Linked DNA regions of Homo sapiens: region 2 is linked to region 1. A link is a loop called in an ENCODE intact Hi-C map of the cell type or tissue named here. Cell type or tissue: HCT116. All regions are shown on one strand. Links, peaks and the distances in the headings refer to the core of each region. The heading gives the core; the rest is flanking DNA. Region 1 has its middle 50 kb from the start of POU2AF1. Region 2 has its middle 48 kb from the start of FDX1.

Region 1 (9,321 bases), core at 575-8,574:
ATTTATAATCCTTTGGGTATATACCCAGTAATGGGATGGCTGGGTCAAATGGTATTTCTAGTTCTAGATCCCTGAGGAATCGCTACATTGTCTTCCACAATGGTTGAACTAATTTACACTCCCACCAACAGTGTGAAAGCATTCCTATTTTTCCACATCCTCTCCAGCATCTGTTGTTTCCTGACTTTTTAATGATCACCATTCTAACTGGCATGGGATGGTATCTCCCTGTGGTTTTGATTTGCATTTCTCTGATGACCAGTGATGAGCATTTTTTTCATATGCCTGTTGGCTACATAAATGTCTTCTTTTGAGACATGTCTGTTCATATCCTTTGCCCACTTTTTGATGGGGTTGTTTTTTTCTTGTAAATTTGTTTAAGTTCTTTGTAAATTCTGGATATTAGTCCTTTTGTCAGATGGATAGATTGCAAAAATTTTCTCCCATTCTGTAGGTTGCCTGTTCACTCTAATGATAGTTTCTTTTGCTGTGAAGAAGCTCTTTAGTTTAATTAGATCCCATTTGTCTATTTTGGCTTTTGTTGTCATTGCTTTTGGTGTTTTAGTCATGAAGTCTTTGCCTATGCCTATGTCCTGAATGGTGTTGCCTAGGTTTTCTTCTAGGGTTTTTATGGTTTTAAGTCTTACATTTAAGTCTTTAATCCATCTTGAGTTAATTTTTTTGTAAGGTGTAAGGAAGGGATCCAGTTTCAGCTTTCTACATATGGCTAGCCAGTTTTCCCAGCACCATTTATTAAATAGGGAATCCTTTCCCTGTTGCTTGTTTTTGTCAGGTTTGGACAAACTATTTCATGCCCCCACACCACAGTTGCTTCATTTGTAAGATCAGAAAATCAGATTGGATGATCTTTAAGGTCTCTTCCATCTTTGTTGTACATTTTATGACTGTTTAGTGTATTTTATATTGCGCCCATTGCAAACAATAGATGCTGGTTTACTAATGAATTCTGGCCACTATCTCCTTCTTGTCTTACCTCCAAGTCAGAGTCTGCCTGGCTTGGCCCAGTTAAGATGACAAGGGCTTCTACAACTACTTCCAGGGGAGACAGATATATTACTTGAGGCCAGGCATGGTGGCTTATGCCTGTAATACCAGCACTTTGGGAGGTGGAGGTGGAAGGATTGCTTGAGCTCAGGAGTTTGAGACCAGCCTGGGCAACATACTGAGACCTTGTCTCTACAAAAAAGAAAAAAAAAAGATATATTACTTAAGAAGTAGAAATAGTAAGATCTGGTTTCTGAGGAAGATGAAGGTTTAATTTTTTCACACAGTGTAAAGCAATTCAAAATATTTCATTAGCTCTGTTCTGTGCCACCAAACATATTTGTTTCCCTTCTATCTGGCAGAACAAAACTTTATTTGACCTGCTAGTTTCTCTCATGTCTGTTATTTTCTTTCTTTATTTTTTTGAGATGGAGCTTTGCTCTGTTGCCCAGGCTGGAGTGCAACAGCGTGGTCTCAGCTCACTGCAACCTCTGCCTCCTGGGTTCTACAGATTCTCCTGCCTCAGCCTCCCAAGTAGCTGGGATTACAGGCACCCACCACCATGCCCAGCTAACTTTTGTATTTTTAGTAGAGATGGGGTTTCACCATGCTGGCCAGGCTGGTCTCGAACTCCTGACCTCAGGTGATCTACCCACCTCGACTTCCCAAAGTGTTGGGATTACAGGCATGAGACACTGTGCTTGGCCTGTTATTTTCTTTAAATATTACTTAATTGTTGGATTGTAATTCTGCTTGCTGTGTGTTTGTTTGGTACCCATAGCCCATGTTTAAGTGATCCGGGAGGCAGGGACCAGGATCCAACTCCTTCACGTGGCTCCACAGCGAAATACCCTGCCTATCAGCATTCTCTGAGAGTGTCAGCTACCTGAGGGCAGGGCTCTAGCTGTGCTTTCTCCTTTCTCTCTAGCTCCAGGAACACACATTAAGACTCAGTAAATGTTTGTTGAATGAATCAAATGTCAAAGGAATCAATAGTAGGTACTCATAAGTGCTTACTGATTTGCACTGATGTGCTGGTGTGCTCTAACTATTTTTTTGTAATTCTGACCTTCCTGACAGTCTCTTTGGCTCTAGCTTTGTTTCCTGATATTTAGTTCTCTGGCTTCTACCCTGATTCCATGTCTGTATCCTCCACTGGGAATCCCAACCAAGCATCGTGACAGCATCTACTACTTTCATTCTGGAGGCTGTCAAGTATGTGTCCCCAGCTCTGCAAGTTGCTAGAGTTCAGTTCTTACATCTCTGATTGGGTGCTGGAAGAAAACGTAGAGGTCATCTAATTAGATCCCTTAGCTAAACTTCCCATGCTTGTCCTCCACTCTGGTCATTTCCTACACAGGACAGCCCATTTCACTGTGGTCCAGCCCCGGGGGTTGTCCTCCATCCCTCCTCTTGTCTAGATGCTAAGCCTCTGCACAGGATGGGCCGTATATTATGTGAATCAGTTAACTTCTGTTGATTAAACAGTGAATATTTGAGAATATGAAAAGCTTGAATATTGAACTTAGGTGGGAGGTATTATTCCCTAAGTAGGTTTTGGAGGGGCCTCTTGGTTGGAATCAAAATGCTCTGTGTTCAAATTCCAATTCTATCATTTACTGGCTATGCCCCTTTAGGAAAGTTACTTCTCTGAGTCTCAATTCCCTGATCTATGAAGCGGTAATAATGGCAGTGCCTACATCATAGGCTTGCTATGAAGATTCATGAGATACTGTAAATTCAGTGCTTAGAACAGTGCCTGACACATCAAGGGCTCCAAAAAAGGGAGTTATCATTATGTTTATTAGGCTAATATTAATACTGAGCCTGGGGTTCTAGACCAGCCACAAAGCAATGTGTTGACCTGAACCCCCATCCTTCAATTCACCTCTCAATACAATACTGAACAATATAGCCCTCCTTTACTGCCTGGGTTAAGGTACACAAATATGTTCTGCCTTCAGATAAGTCCTTTAATTTCTGCTTTTGAATATCAAACCCTTTCGTCACTGACTGAGGCACTATGGGGGCATAGAAGAGAACAAAATTAGTCACTGTATGTGAGACCATGCTGAGCTGCTTTTGTATACGTGGTGACTGCCTTCTTTTAATCTGGTAAAAAGAAAAGGCTGGTATGTATAAATGAATTAGAGGCAATATTAGCTCCGTATGTGAAGGGTTGCATTGTGATGTGAAAACTCAATTGAGAGGCACTTTAATCTGGGGTTAAGAGGTTTTGGCATCAAAACAACCAAGATTCTAATGTTGATTCTGCCATTTAGTGGCTGTGTGACTTTGAGGAAGTTATTCAACCTTTCTGGGTCTCAGTTTCCTCATCTGGGTTCTTTTGGTGAGGACAAAATGAAGTCATATGCTAACAATTGTTTGACACAGGAAAATAAATCTTGGGACCCCCCAAATCCCTAAGCCAAGGGAAAAGTCAAGATGGTAATGGTGTCCGTGTGGTCAGGCTAACCTACCTCCCATTTTATTCCTAAATAAGGTAGCTAAAAGGTAAGAAGATACTTACCCTCCTTACAATTTGCCTACAAGGAAATTGCTTGTGGACAAAGGACAGACAGAATTCAGTCATCCCTCTGAGGCTTGCCTGAGACAAATGCATATCTGATTACTTCCTCTGCCCTAGTGTTTACATAAAAATGCAGATTCACTAAGCCAAACTAAATTGTGTATTCAGTGGAAGGCTAGTCAAGGATTCAAAAGAATGCAACCTTTTGTCTTTTATCTACTTCTAACCTGGTAGGCTCCACTTTTGAGTTGTCCCACCTTACTGGACCAAACCAATGTACAGCTTACATATATCAATTGATGTCTCATGTCTCTCTAAAATGTATAAAAGCAAGCTGTACCCTGGCAACCTTGGGCACGTGTCGTCAGGACTTCCTGAGGCTGTATCATGGTTGTTTCTTAACCTTGGCAAAATAAACTTTCTGAATTGACTGTGACCTATCTCCGATATTTTGGGTTAACAACACATGACAATGCACCATAAGCGTTTACTATTATGATGTGCTTGCTGTGTTCAGCAGAAAGAGCTCACTGAGGCCTGTACTAATCAGAAGAGATAGGATTTAAGTACACTAAGACAAGGGAAAAACAAAACAAAAAACACCAACAACAATAACACAGACTCAGGAAAGCCTCTGGAGTGTTAAGGATGGTGGGATGTACAGCAGGACTTGAAGAAAGTGTATAACCTTGGAAGATATGAGAAAGCAGGTGGGATCAGCAGCAGAAGAATTGAAGTGGGGGAGTTGCCCCTTTACGTTCTCCATTTTGTCTAGGAGTGTGCTTTGCTCAACAAATGCTTAGCAGTTGCTACAGAACTTCTTGGCCTAATTGTGTGGCCCCGTTTCTCTTATAGCTAATGAGTTTTGGGAGTTTACTACCTTTTTGTATTCTTCACTGAATTTCCTAAAACTATCTGATTCAAAGCTCCAGAAATGTCCCTTTTCCTATTAGTTTTAGATCTGCTCAACAAGTCCAGGGATACCTTATCTGTTTACCAATTATAAACCCCTGTTTATGCCTGAGAAGATACAAAGCATCTTTCTTCTTGGCTTTTACCTTTACCTTCTAGGTACAAATGTCTGTCTCATTTTGGAATCAGCCTGATTTCATCAGTTGCTACGTGACCTTGAGCAGGCTGCTTAACCTCCCTTGTTCCATTTCCTCATGTGTAAAATTTGAGTAACGTGCCAGTTACCCATTTATTGCCTCTCAGTTCCGAGTTCATCTTTTGGGACCTGCCCTGCAATACTGACTGGTCTCTCAAGATGTCTCCTTTCTACCGAGAGAGCGTGATGTTAAGCTTTGTCAGTAGGGGGCGCCTCCCTCAAAAGTAGGTTTTTGTGAGTAACTGTTTCTTGGGTACTGGGTATTTTGAAATGTCCCGGAATTAGATAGTGGTGATGGTTGCACAACATTGGAACTATCCTGGAAGTCACTCACTTGTACACTTTAAAATGGCTAAAATGGCAAATTTTAAGTCATATAGATTTTTACCTCAATTTAAGAAAAGTAAGTTGTGAGGATGGGACAAATTCGTGAATGGGGAGAGCTCAGAACGATGTTTGGAACATACATAGTGAGTGGTCTGTAAATATTACGGGTGATTGCACATTCGCTTAATTATTTAGCTAGCGGTCTATCACTGGCCTTCCTTTTCCTGGAGCTAATGAGACCCTCACACTGTATTCCTGGTTACCACGAACCTGAGGCAGCCATGAAGCTGAAGAGCCTTGCAGAAATTCCTGCCTCTCACACTGGTAGACCCTGGTAGCCTGTTCCAGGAGTGGGAGTGGAATGAATGCCTGCACCCCCACTTCCCCTGAATGGCTCCAAACAGCAGATAGTCAGGGGCTGAGTAACTCTGCGTAGAGAAGTTCAGAGATAGGACCTAACATTGAGCTTTGTGTCCTAGGGCTCAGGTCCCCTGGGCTAGAATTTAATTTGGATCAGGAAGAACCTGTTGATACCTGATTGTTTTTCTCCCCAGGTCCGCTGTCAGTCTGCTCCCCTGGGGAGATGACTGTGTGGCCCAATGCCATAGTCCCCAGGCATTGGCAAAAGGAAGAGGTCCCTGACTGGAGGCTCTGCACAACTCTGTAGGTCAGCAGGGCTTGCTGAGGATTGCAGGACAGAGATGCAAGGAAAAGCAGCAGAAACAATACAGTGGGGTTTGAAGAAATCTGGAGGGACTGAATTGGGGGACTTTTCTTTGTGACGTCATCATAGAGAAGGGTGTAGGGTCTTAAAAGGGAACTCAGTTCCTTCATCTTCTTCCTCTTCCCCTTCCATCTTTGTGATAATCCTTGTCATCTCACAGTCTAGAAGACCAGTATTTCCATTCTATACTCTACCAAATCCCAGATATTTCAGGACAGGCCTAACTCAGAAATTTTCTGTCCTGACGTCTCCATACTTACCTATGCACTTTTTGGACCATTTATCCTAGCTCTTGGCGAGGAAAATACGGCCATTAGTCAAATCCTCCTCCCTATAACTTCATCCTTGCTTTGTCACAGCTGCTTGCCGGGGGCTTGTCGGCAAGCAGGAAGGGAGAATGCCACCGCCTTGGGCTGCCTCCCCACAGAGCTGTATGTGTCCTCAGTCTAATGTTCGGGGTGGGGGGAACCAAAAGCCTGTGCCTTGTGATGTGACGCCTCTGTCACTCTATTGTCATATTCTATGAAGTCAACCCAGGAAGGCTCAGGTAGCAAATGCCTGTGCAGAAAGTCAGGGAAGTCAGCTGCTTGCTTTCAGGGACCACATTTGACTGACCCCTCCCCTTGGGGTAGCTGCAGCTTCTGGGTGGCATTGGTTTTGGGGTCCCCGAGCTGCCAGAGTATCCCTCTAAAGACTCCCCTGAGACCTCCCCTCAGACACAGTTACCAAACATGTTTTTCATCTTTATTAATCTGCTCCTCTTCTCACGTTTCTCAGGTCACAGCTGCCTTGTTATCTGATGGGCTTTCTGCCAGCCCCATGAAGCCTGACAGTTATAAAGGGTGGATTAGCGGCAGAAGAATATTTATTAGGAAAAAAAATCTCTTTTTATTCTTCTGTTGTTTTATATGGAGTTGGCCACATATTGCCTGGGTGAGATCAGAGCGGTCCTTTGAGAGCTGTGAGCAGAGGTCCCATGTCTGGGTGTTCGGCAGTGCTGGGTGAGCGGCCATGATTATTCTTGACCGCCATGGGCCCCTCTCTCTAGGCCTCTACCAAAGGGTCCTGCTCAATTTCACAGCTCAGAGAGGTCTGTGATGTGGCTGCCTTTTTCCAGAAAGAAGAGCATCTTATTGTGAATGGATCTCACCTTTCCTCTAGTCTCTAGAGCTGAGATGGGTAGAGAACTGATCCTTTCTTAATGATTTCAATTTAGTAGCTCCACTTTGCTGGGGTATATTTAACAGCATTATGAGAGAAAAGAGATGTTCCAATAGAAAATGGAGGCAGGCAGGGACTTTTTCTTACCCACTTATGAAGAAACTCTGTCACTGAGATCATTCTAGGTCTCTTCAAGGAAATAATATCCTTGTGGGGAGTTGATTTTCATTCTGTCTTTGTGACTTCAGTGGTGGGATTGTAAATCAATTGTGTTTGCAAAGACTGAGAAATGTTCTGATGGCGCTGGTGAGCTCCCAGGGAAGCTCCAGAAAACATGCTCTGCTAAGGCACATACACTTTGAGTAAACTCCGGGGTGATATTAACTTTCCCACACCGGCCTGGGAGCTGGCTGTGCCAAACCTGCCCGGGCCTGCCTGCCTCTGATGCAGTGTGATACAGGGGCGTGGTAAGGGGAGTGTAGGTGAAGAAGCCTTGGGTGCTGGTGAAGAGGGTGACTTCTGATCTGGTCTTTCTCATCTAGTGGTGGTCATCATCTGGAATTCAGGCCGGCCTGGGCTCTGGTAGCAATGGGAAAACTGAGGAGTCAGGATCTCTGGAGCATGGAGGGAGAGTCACTGTGAGAGGAGAGCCCAAGGTGTGCTAGAACTATAAGGGAACACTACAGATTGAAACACCTTGTCCACCCACCACCGCTACAATGCAAACCCCTTTCCCTATCCCTGCCATATTTGCCATGCATATTTCTGCAGTACATTCTCTCTATTGTGTGTTCTCCTTTTCTTTTGCCAAAGAAAGTGTCTTTCCAAAGAGCTTTGGAGACACGGAGAGAGAACCATGGGTGCTAGAGTCTTCTGCCAGGAGGATCTATACAATGTGTAGATACAACCACTCTCAATCCAGTCCTCCTTTCCATTTTTTTTTCATTTCCCTTCCCTTCCTCTGTCACTGCTTTCATGGTTTCTTGGCAATTCTCACCTCTCTCTGGCTGGACCACCCACTTTCTCATTGTGGGAAGACACTGAGCATACCCCACATGAACTCATCACCCTCCTCCTTGTCCCGCTGTGCTCCTCTTGACACCCTGGTTTTTGGATAATGATGCCAACATTCTGTAAATCACCTAGGCACTAGAGCCCAGGTCAGTTTCTCCTTTTTTTTCTTTCTTTGAGACGAGGTCTGGCTCTGTCATCCAGGCTGCAGTGCAGTGGCGCAATCTCGGCTCACTGAATCCTCAACTTCCAGGGCTCACGTGATCCTCCCACCTCAGCCTCCCGAGTAGCTGGGACTGCAGGTGTGTGCCACCATGCCCAGCTATTTTTAAATTTTTTGTAGAGATGGGGTGTCACTATGTTACCCAGGCTAGTCTCAAACTGTTGAGCTCAAGCGATCTTCCCACCTTGGCCTCCCAAAGAGCTGCGATTATAGGCGTCAGCCACTGTGCCCGCCCTCAGATCCATTTCGATGCTTTTCTTGCCCTTGCTAGTTCCCAGATTGAGTGTAGTCTGCTTGGTTAGTATCTCTTGCATTCATACCCTATTTTTCTTCCTACCTACTGCTCTGATTTTGGTAATTATCTCTCATCTGGGTTACTACAGTAGTTTCTTAACTGAAATTTCAATATTTCCCGTCTTTCTTCTTAAGTTTTTCTTCTACTATCGGGCCAGATAAATCTTCTAAAAGGCGCTGATCATAACCTTGCAGCATTAAAAACTGTCATTAACTCTCCATTGCTAACCCCCAAGTCCCCAGGCTCCTTAAATGGTCAGCACTGGGGGCTCTCCAGTCTTCTTTTTCGACTGTATCCTTGGAGGGACTATGAGCTCCATGAGGCCAGGGCTCCTGTGTCTTTTGTGTATGTGTTTATCTCCATGATCAGCATGGAGCCTGCCTATGGTACAGAGTGCCTGGCATGCAGCAGGGCCTCAACAACACCTGTGAACCCCCTACCCAGAAATGCTGCCACTGTCTTCCAGGAATCCTTACTGCTTCTAAAAAATACCCTTCATTTTTCCTACCTCCTCCTTTGCACACGTTCTGCCTGGAATGCATGCCCCATGATAAAAGTTTGTTCCACACCTACCCATTTTCCCAGGTCCAGCCCAAATGGCGCCTTCCTTCATGTAGCCCTCTATGATTGTACAGAAGGACCTGCTCATCCGCTTTCTAAACTGCCATGGCAGTTTGTCCCCTCTCATGGCCCTTGACATCACATCTCTTCTCTAGTAAGGTTTGAGCTACTTGGGGACCGGGCTTGTTTTTATTAATCTTTTAAAGTACCTAATACAGCCTGGCTCACTGCAATCTCTATCTCCCAGGTTGCAGTGATTCTCCTGCATCAGCCTCTTGAGTAAGCTGGGATTACAGGCACCTGCCACCACGCCTGGCTAATTTTTGTATTTTCAGTAGAGACGGGGTTTCACCATATTGGTCAGGCTGGTCTCGAA
Region 2 (9,321 bases), core at 730-8,729, 950 kb after region 1:
AAAATACCTAACCAAGGAGGTGAAAACTACAACGAAAACTACAAAACACTGCTGAAAGAAATCATAGACAACATAAAAAAATGGAAACACATCCCACACCCGTGGATGTGTAGAATCAATATTGTGAAGATGACCATACTGCCAAAAGCAATCTACAAATACAATTCAATTCCCATGAATTGAATTCTTCACAGAACTAAAAAAGAAAAAAAACCCCTAAAATTCACATGAAACCAAAAAAGACCCCACGTAGCCAAAGCAAGGCTAAGCAAAAATAACCAATCTGGAGGCATCACATTACCTGATTTCAAACTATACTATAAGGCCATAGTCACCAAAACAGCATGGTACTGGTATAAAAATAGGCACATAGAGCAATGAAACAGAATAGAGAACCCAGAAATAAACCCAAATACTTACAGTCAACTGATCTTTGACAAAGCAAACAAAAAACATAAAGTGGGGAAAGGACACCCTATATAACAAATGGTGCTAGGATAATTGGCAAACCACATGCAGGAGAATAAAACTGGATCCTCATCTCTCACCTTATACAAAAATCAACTCAAGATGGATCAGGGACTTAAATCTTGGACCCAAAACTATAAAAATTCTATAAGATAATATTGCAAAGGGCCAACTTTCATGTTTTGAGCATCATGGTAAGGACCAAAGCCACCCGTGTAGAGCCAAAAGCAGAGGGCTCATGGGAAGGCAAGTCCCTAAGAATTAGTAGAAATTTGGCAGTGGACCTCTACGGGCAGTAAAACTGATGGTTCAGGAGAGACACTATCTAGATCTCAGGGGCCAGAAGGTGACAGCTGAGTCATAGACTGATAGCCCCTTCCTGGAAAGAGAAATCCCCATTAGCCATGCCACCACGGATCTGTCCCCAGAGCGATAAAAGCACAACCATAGCACTTCAGAAAATCTGCCCACCCCTACTCCACATGATATGAGGCTCTAGAGCTTGGGATTGAAACTCATCGTCCTAGCAACTAATGATACACATGCACTCAACCACCTTATAATCATAAGCAGGTTTGGAAGGTTGCAGATGATGTGTTAGGGAGTCTCTCTCTTTTCCTTTCTTTTTCTCTTTCTACTTATTCTCTTTCCTTTTTATCTTTTTCTCTTCTGCTTTTCTCTCTTCCTCTTTCTTTCCCCCCTCACTCTCTCTTTCCTTCTTTTTAAATTTAAGTCCTCTTTTGATAAATATAAAAATCTTACATCTCCCTAACCATCCTCCCTCTGAGATTCTGGTATGTCCTTGAACGGTGTGTGTCTCGGCTAGGTGTGGTGGCTCACGCCTGTAATCCCAACACTTTGGGAGGCCGAGGTGAGTGGAGCACCTGAGGTCAGGAGTTTGAGACCAGCTTGGCCAACATGGCGAAACCCCATCTCTACTAAAAATACAAAAATTAGCTGGGCGTGGTGGCAGGCGCCTGTAATCCCAGTTACTTGGGAGACTGAGGCAGGAGAATCGTTTGAACCCGGGAGGTGGAACTTGCAGTAAGCTGAGATTGCTCCACTGCACTCCAGCCTGGGCAACAACAGCAAAACTCTGTCTCAAAAAAAAAAAAAAAAAAAAGAAGTGTGTGTCTCTCACCTCACTTCTCCCTTGTCATTTCACACTAAGCTGATGGACCAGGTGGAAAGTTCGCCTAGCTCTACTTGCGTCCCAAGATGTAGAAAAAACTGTTCGGTTCTGAGGGTTGCTGAATTGTTCCCTTTTTTTTTTTTTTTTTTTTTACGTGGCCAGACTCAATCCACAATCTCTGGGTCAGCCAGAGTAAGGGTTGGAATTGTTCATAGGACAAGGATTCTCTTTTATTTTTAGTAGCTTCCTTGCTGAGAAACTTTCAGTAGCTCCTACCTTTCTTATGTCCATTAGGAATTGAGCAACAGGATAACAAAATGCATCCTCCAGCTGGGACTTGGACTCTACCTCGACAAAGGAATGAAATTAGTGTATCCACTACAACCAGCAAACGAGAACTATCTTAGCTTGCTGTCATAGTCCTTGCTTCTAGGAATGACTCTGGTTGTCTGCAAAAGCATTCTTCTTGCCCACAGCCCTGTGAAGAATAACTTCCTTGAGGACTAAGGTGCTGTTGTTCGCTGACAGTCCTCCTGCCTGGCTTTAACCTGTTCAACATCTTCATCGGTGAGTTGCTGGAAAACACAGAAAATCATGGAATCATGCTAGTCAATATGGCAGAGAGGATCAGTGCTTACCAGGTATTTCATGTTTTCCAACCTGTACTTCCCAGCCTCCCCTGAAGTTAGGTTGGGGTCATGTGACTGATTCTGGCCAAGGGACTATGAGCCAGGCACTTCCTCCACCTTATTTTTCCCCCACAGCAAAGACCTTGGGGGCCCTGTGTTCCAGATGGCTCTTTCAGAGAGAAGAGGGCAGCCGGACCCCTACTGGACTTCACATAAATGAGAAATAAACCCTTGGGTATTAAGCCATCAAGGCTTAATAGGGTTTTGTCGGTTAGGGCAGCTAAGGTTAATTATGATAATGACTGTAGCCAAACTTCACCACAGCTGAGAAGCAGTCTCTTGGCACAATGCCAAGTCAGACTGAGTAGTGCCTTCAGCCATCAAGTGCTGTTAGCTAAAATGGAGGGAGCCAATGGGGATGTCTTTTTGCCTTAGATTCTTCCAAACTAGCAGTGAAATTCAGCTCAGTCACCACTCAGAGAACGATGACGAAGGGTAGTGAAAGCAGCCTTTGTGTCATGATATAAATGGTGTCTTGAAACAGAAACTTCAGCAACCCCTGTAAACAAGAACTCTATCCCATACTTGTTTACTATACTTTGGATTGCAGCCTGGAGGAATAGAAACTTCTGCCTTCCCTTGGGTGGAACCCAGCTAAGCAGGCTTCACTTCCAGAGGTATACTAGGTTCCCATTCATGCCAAGAGGTGACATCAAAACTTCTGCAACAGGAGAAAGCAGTGAAGTAAGTACTTGCCTCTTGTTACTGCCAATCTGCAGCTTGTTATCATGGAGGAGGGAGAAGCCCTCCTCAGCTGGAAGACTGGAGGTGGTTTTCATGATTCACTGGTTACATAATACTGTCTCCCTTGGAAATCATACTGTAATAGGAATACTGGCAGCTCTACCTTCCCCACCAGCACCACCATCAATAGATAAATAGATAAAGCGCTCTCTCTGGCTCCAAGCTTACCTTAGTTTTGCCTTGCAGCAATCACAAAGAATGCATCAGATGATTGCATCAGGGCTAGAGTCTTCCTCAAGAGGAACAGATATTATCTACAAGAAGAATTAGGAAGCTGCAACTTAACCATATTTCCTCTTAGACAAGGATTGCTCTTTTTTTGGAGTGGTGCTGAACCCATCTATTTGGAGCTAACTGCTTACATAGCAAAGTGAGCTCGGAGAAGGAAGAGACTTTTAAACAGCACAATAGACTCAAAATGGCAGAGACATGCACGTTGAAAAGGAGAAGAAATACTCAGGACAGTTTTCTGCTCACCATAGAGCTCAGGCATTTTAGAATTTTTTCAGATTTGAGGTGCAAAGAACAAAAGACAAGTTAGCCAAAATGACAGCCTGATGTGACAGGACCAAGGAACAATTTTGTCAAAATGGGCTTTTCTTTTTGCCATTTTGCCCGTGCGGCAGCTAAAGCTCATTGGTGCTACTTAAAAGAGACCAGTTCCAAGGAGTCCTCGGTGCCTCCAGGCAGTCCCCTGAAGAGTACCCTACTTTCTCCCAAGCCCTTGTAGCGTGCACTGTGTGTACAGTTTTAGGTCTGGATACAGGTTTCCACTGGGAAAGCCTGGCTGGGCGGTGGCCTCAAACAGTCGTACCAGGCATCCTTTTTCCAGGTTTCTCCGCAGGAGGCCAAGGCCGCAGAGATCACTCCCTGCACCGCTCTCAGGCCGCCTTCTCAGCAGGATGCCTGGCTGTCATTCCTTCTCTAGCTCCAGCGCCCCCTATAGCCTGAAGGGGATCAGCTCATCCGTGGAATGAGAACGGTTGTTCTGACATTGGACCACAGGCACGGTGTTCAACTGTGTGCCTCGTCCAGAACCAAGTTTGTTTACTTAGAATTCCAGACATGGTGAAGCCAACAAACATTATAAGGTATATTGACAGATGAAGTGATGTTCTATCTGGGGTTTGTGTGAAAATAACCAGGGTACTGGGGATAGGCAAGGGTGAGGGGTAGGTAGAGGTTATAAAGTGATCGCTAGTTGACACTTACTGAAACTGTGTGATGAGTACATGAGGTAATATCCTTATAGGATGGTTGTGTGGATCACAGGCAAATGGATGTGCCTCAGTAAACAGTTGCTATTATCCTCACTTTACACTCGATGATGTGAGATTCAGAGAGGCTAAGTACTTCCCTGAGCTCCCAATCCAGGCCATATGTATCTCATTCCGAAGTCTATGCACTTGGCCCCTTAGCTATTTCATACATACCCAGTTCCCAGCAGAGTGCGTGCCACACAGGCCACAACTAATCACTTACTAGGTGCCAGCCACAGTGTTAAGCACCTTGTGTGGATTACCATATTTATCACAACAGCCCTAGGATCAGGTACCATTAGTACATACAGCCTTTTACAGATGAGGAGGCTGGGGTAGTAGGGGATTTGAACGTTTTGCCCCAGGAAAAAGTCAGTCAGGCGTGGGACTAGGATTGGAGACCTGGTCCTCTGACTCTAGAATCCGCCCTCCTAACCATGGTACTGGGTTAATGCTCTCTCTGGGTTAGACTGTGTGCAGAGCCATTTCAAGGGGAGGGCAGGTTGTGGAGATGGCCCTGGGTGATCTCTGGGCTGTCTTTGGAAACTACCAACAAGAATTGAGTTGTTTAGAAACAATCAACAATTATCCCCTTCTTGATACCTTTCTTACCATCAGGACTAAGACAACTTCCCCTGGTCCCCACCATTGTCCAGTCTCTATGTGTCTGTTTCCTCTGCTCTTTTCCAGGTTTCCATGCTGTTCCCCCATTTGGCTCCTTTTTTCCCTTTCAGGGTTGTATTTGCCTAATTCTTCCTCACTAAGAGCGCTGAGTGGACCGAAACCTGGTTATGAAGTCAAATATCTCAGTGATTCATCCAACTATCATTAGAGTGACAGACACTGAGCAAGGTGCTAGGATTGCAGAGATTAAAGACTGGCTCGCAGTCTAGTGCCACAGACAGAATTTAATTCACAAATATCTACTGAGCACCTACTGTAGGCCAGGGCCTCTTGTAGAAGCCTGGGACACAGCTTAGTCCAGGCAGAGTCCCCCTTCCCAGCGCTTTCATTCAAATTGAGGAGTATGGGGTAAACATCCTATGAAAAGTATAAAGCAGAAAATGGGATCACAGAAGGTAAACCAATAATTGTAATAAACTTAAGTGCTGTTCTTTTGTTAGAAGCAAGAGCAGGTGTTCCAGAAACACAAGGAAACAATGCCTGCACTGTCCTAAGACGTGGGGAAGACTGTTGAAGACGGCAGACAGCCACTAGGCAGTGTGCATAGCAAGGAGTCAAGGCCTGGAGTTGTGTGACAGGGCAGCACAAACCAGTGTGTGTCTGGAGCTAACAGTGGAATCTGCAGCAAGACCACAGAAAGCCCTGTCTGCAGTTGAAAGGTGCCTGGACTCTACTGTTGGTCTGTTTCCTAAACTTGCCTGACATGAACCACCAGGGTACTTGTTAAAAGCTGTTCCCCAAGTTCTATACCAGATCTACAGAATCAGAATCTTCAGAAAAGAGGCTTTGAATCAGTACTTTTAACAAGCCCTCAGATGGTTCTTATGATCAGGCAAGTTTGGAAACAGCCTGGGAGTGATGCCGGCCATGGAAATTAATTCTGGAGCAGTTCTGAACGGTGAGTGCCTTGATCCCTGGAGGCCCCCTCCCCTTACAGAACTCCACTTCCCTAAACCTCCATAAGCACCTGCATGGTGAGTAGAGGGTGCTGTGCTGACCTGGCCAGCAGACTTCTAGGCCTCTTGACCTAGTAAGGCTGATGTAACCTTTGCCACCAGAAGCATTTTTGCAAATCAGTGTATTTCCACAAGCAGAAATCTAATAACAGACATAGAAAAAAATGGAATATATTCTATTGCTCTTTTTTACTGTTTTCTCTTTTCTTTTTATCAGATGATAAGGGCTGTGTTTGCAAGGTGCGCTAGCTACAGACTGACTGAACATTGCAATGATAAAAAGGACAGAGGAAAGCAAGAGGGTACATCTGGGAGGAGACATTAAAGTGGTGAACGGAAATGTTTATGGGTCAGAAAATCACAGTTGTAGCCATTTGGCATAGTGTTCTAGAACATGCCTTGATGAAGAGATAAATAGAATCTCAATAGAATCTCCTTCTTCTAGCATCTTTATGAGTACTGGCAAAGCTTCCTTACAGAGAGCGCGATGAGTGATTTGACAATACAGATTCTATACCTGCTGTGTAAGTGGGCTAGGGATTAGATTTCATAATGCCCAGTTAGTGTTGCTAAAGCTTCCTATGATGGAAAAATGCTCTCTATTTTGGGTACCTTGGCTCTGGACAGTTCAGAAAGGATTAGTGAAAAATTCTATTGCAATTCTTGGTTAATACAAAGAAAAAGTTGGGGGAGGGAGGAGAGAAAAGAGAAAGGAGAAAGAGAGACAATGCCAAAAAATGAAAACTCATTTTAGCTCTTCTATTAAAGCCAGATGTATTTTAGGCCCTGTTTCTAGGCAACTGCATTAATGATAATATTCTTGAATCCTTTTTTTAAAGACTCACAACTGTCAGAGTCAGTAAAGGTCAGAAGGTAATTATAAAGTAATAAGAATGACATCCGAGAGGCAGAAGTGCTCCAGCATCACTGGAGAAGCATTGACATTTCATACTTTGCATCCATTTTCGGAAACTCTAGGAACCTCCTTGGGGCACTTCATCATGCCCCTTTGACAAGATCACTGACCCAGTCAAACCTGAAGAGGACACTGGCATTTAACCTGTTCTATCATAACACCTCTCAGATCATCACTGGGGATTGATGAAGTTCCCACGGTGTGCATCACCCTCTGCTAGCTATTAGGAAAGGTGTGTACCAAACAGCTAAGACAATGTCGAAGCAATAAAGAACTTTATAACTGGAAATTGCCTTGGAGAGCAGACCAATAGTCTCAATATATAGATAAGGAAACTGGACCCAGAGACAGGAGGAGGGGAAAGGAGGGAAGAAACAAAAATCTATTAAGTGCAATGGATGTGCCTACTCTGAGTTCACTGAAGATGGAGCAGATCTTCTAACCAGTGTTCACTTTGCTATTGTGTGTGTGGCCTTGGAACAAAGAAGGAAACTGACGTTTATTGAGTTCCTCAAGTACTTTGCTACTCTCTTTATTTACATTATCATTTGATTTTCAGAATTGCATAGGGTTTATAGGCATCATTCCTATTTTACAGAGGTCAAAGCTAGGCCTTACAGAGGTTAAGTCTTCCTGGCTCCCCATGTTTCTACATATTTGATCTTGGAGAAGGTCTGTGTTAAGTCCTCACTTGCAAAATGATGATAAAACCATGTATCTTGCAGGGTACTTTACAAAATTAAATAAGGTCATTTGTGTGAATACCTAGCACAGTGCTGGACATATGGTAAGTCAGAGCACTGAACTGCTTTTATCAAAACCTTCCAGTAGCTTCTATCCCATGGAAGTAAAAGCTGAGCCCTTGCCCTGGCCTACAGGGCCTGCACCATCTGCAAACTCCCCTTGCCTGCTCATTCACCTTCCTGACCACCCTTCCTGCTGCTCCCCTGCCCTCCCAGGCCATCTCCCGGAGCATGCCTTCCTGTGGCATCCACCTCAGAGACCACCCCATTCAAAATCTGCAGCTCCTTGCTCCCCACCCTCAACACCTGTATCATTTTTCTCTGCTTTACATTCTCCATAGCACTTATCACTACCTAAGGAACTGTCTATTGTTATTCATTTTCTATTCCCCCACACACTGGAGAGGAAGCTGCAAAGGCAGGAATTCATTTGTTTTGTCCTTGCTGAATCCTCAGCACCTAGCAGATGCTCCAGAAATATTAAGTGAATAAATGGATATTCTCTTCCTTCCTCCCACCTTCCCTCCCTTGGTCACAGATGGTATTAGATCAGATGTCTCTGCCCTTCCAAAGTATGAAAAAAAAAAAGAGAAAAACTTGAACTGTCAGTAAATACAAAACACAGTTAACGGGCTTCAAGACAAAGGGCATGTCCAAACCAGGGACAAATAATGTTGCCTAGGCCTCTTTACCCACACTATAACTCCTTCCTGAGTTTGAGGTGTCCAGACTCTGTTTCCTTTTTTTAAAAGTGTTCATGTGGCTTGTCCCTGCAGCATGAAGGCACCTTCTCTGCTTTCCAATATTTTGGTATTATAGACTGACTACTGGGTGTCAGACTCCATGCTCTGTGCTGGATGGTACACAGGATGTGCTTACAGCTTACCGGCAGAGACAATCACCCACCACCAGGCTCAATATACTATAACATGGCAAAGGCTAAGATGGAACTATATCCTGTGGCCGGCGGGGGGAGGTCCCAAAAAGCGGGGAGACATATAATCCCAGCTGAAAGTTCAGAGAACACTTCCCAGAGACATCTTGAAAGATAACTGAGTGAGCTGGGCCAAGACAGAGCAGGAGGGAGCTCCAGTCAGAGCTCAGCCTAAGCAAATGCAGAGTTATGAAACAGCATGACATATTCAGGGAACACAAGGAGGTTTGTATTATCAGAACGTAAGCTATAGGGCTCGGCATCTCTCATGTGCTATACGAAGGGGCTTGGACTTGTGGAATTGATCTAATTTGTTTTCAGATTGATCATCCTAATGGAGGGTGGTTTTAATCCAGGCTTATTAAAGATTTAGAAGGCCAATTAAAGGAAGACTCAGGGAGATTATTTAAAATGTTTTTGAGGGAGAGAGAATTCCCTAACGACTTAAGCTTAGATGGCACACCTGGCCCTTTCCACATGATAACAGGAGGGGACATAGACCCTTCAGAAACCTGTGTAGCCTAGAGGCCCCCTTAGAATCAGGCATATAACCTAGAGAGAGACTAGGTGGTCTGTTCCAGTCCATGGTCAACCTACAGGGTTCACTCCAGGTCTGGCCAGCCTCCTAAGACCAGAGAATCCCTTAGGAGGTAAATAATCAATTTTGAGGTTCCTTGAAATTCAAACTCACCCAAGACCCCTGTTGACATTTCAGAGCCCACTGAGTACAACCAAAGTCCTAATAATTAGGAATCAAGACTGGGCACAGTGGCTCACACCTGTAATCCCAATGCTA

Evidence for each region. Hi-C counts contacts between places; a loop is a spot of excess contacts. Peaks named below come from ENCODE experiments on the same cell type or tissue, not always from the same donor. Only the 100,000 strongest peaks of a DNase experiment are listed, where the experiment ranks them.
Region 2: it touches region 1 in a loop (3-fold over the local background); 3 of 110 quality-filtered maps call a loop at or near these places.

Annotation. Positions count from the first base shown.
Region 1 is chr11:111,424,753-111,434,073 of GRCh38, reverse strand. It overlaps a transcript of BTG4 not described here. Among named protein-coding and RNA genes, the nearest start is that of POU2AF1, 50 kb to the right of the region's middle. In HCT116, for the core only: a CTCF peak has its summit at 4,845 (motif pointing right); a DNase peak (open chromatin) is centred at 4,843.
Region 2 is chr11:110,473,249-110,482,569 of GRCh38, reverse strand. No RefSeq gene overlaps it. Among named protein-coding and RNA genes, the nearest start is that of FDX1, 48 kb to the right of the region's middle. In HCT116, for the core only: CTCF peaks have their summits at 3,772 and 3,978 (motif pointing left); a DNase peak (open chromatin) is centred at 3,960.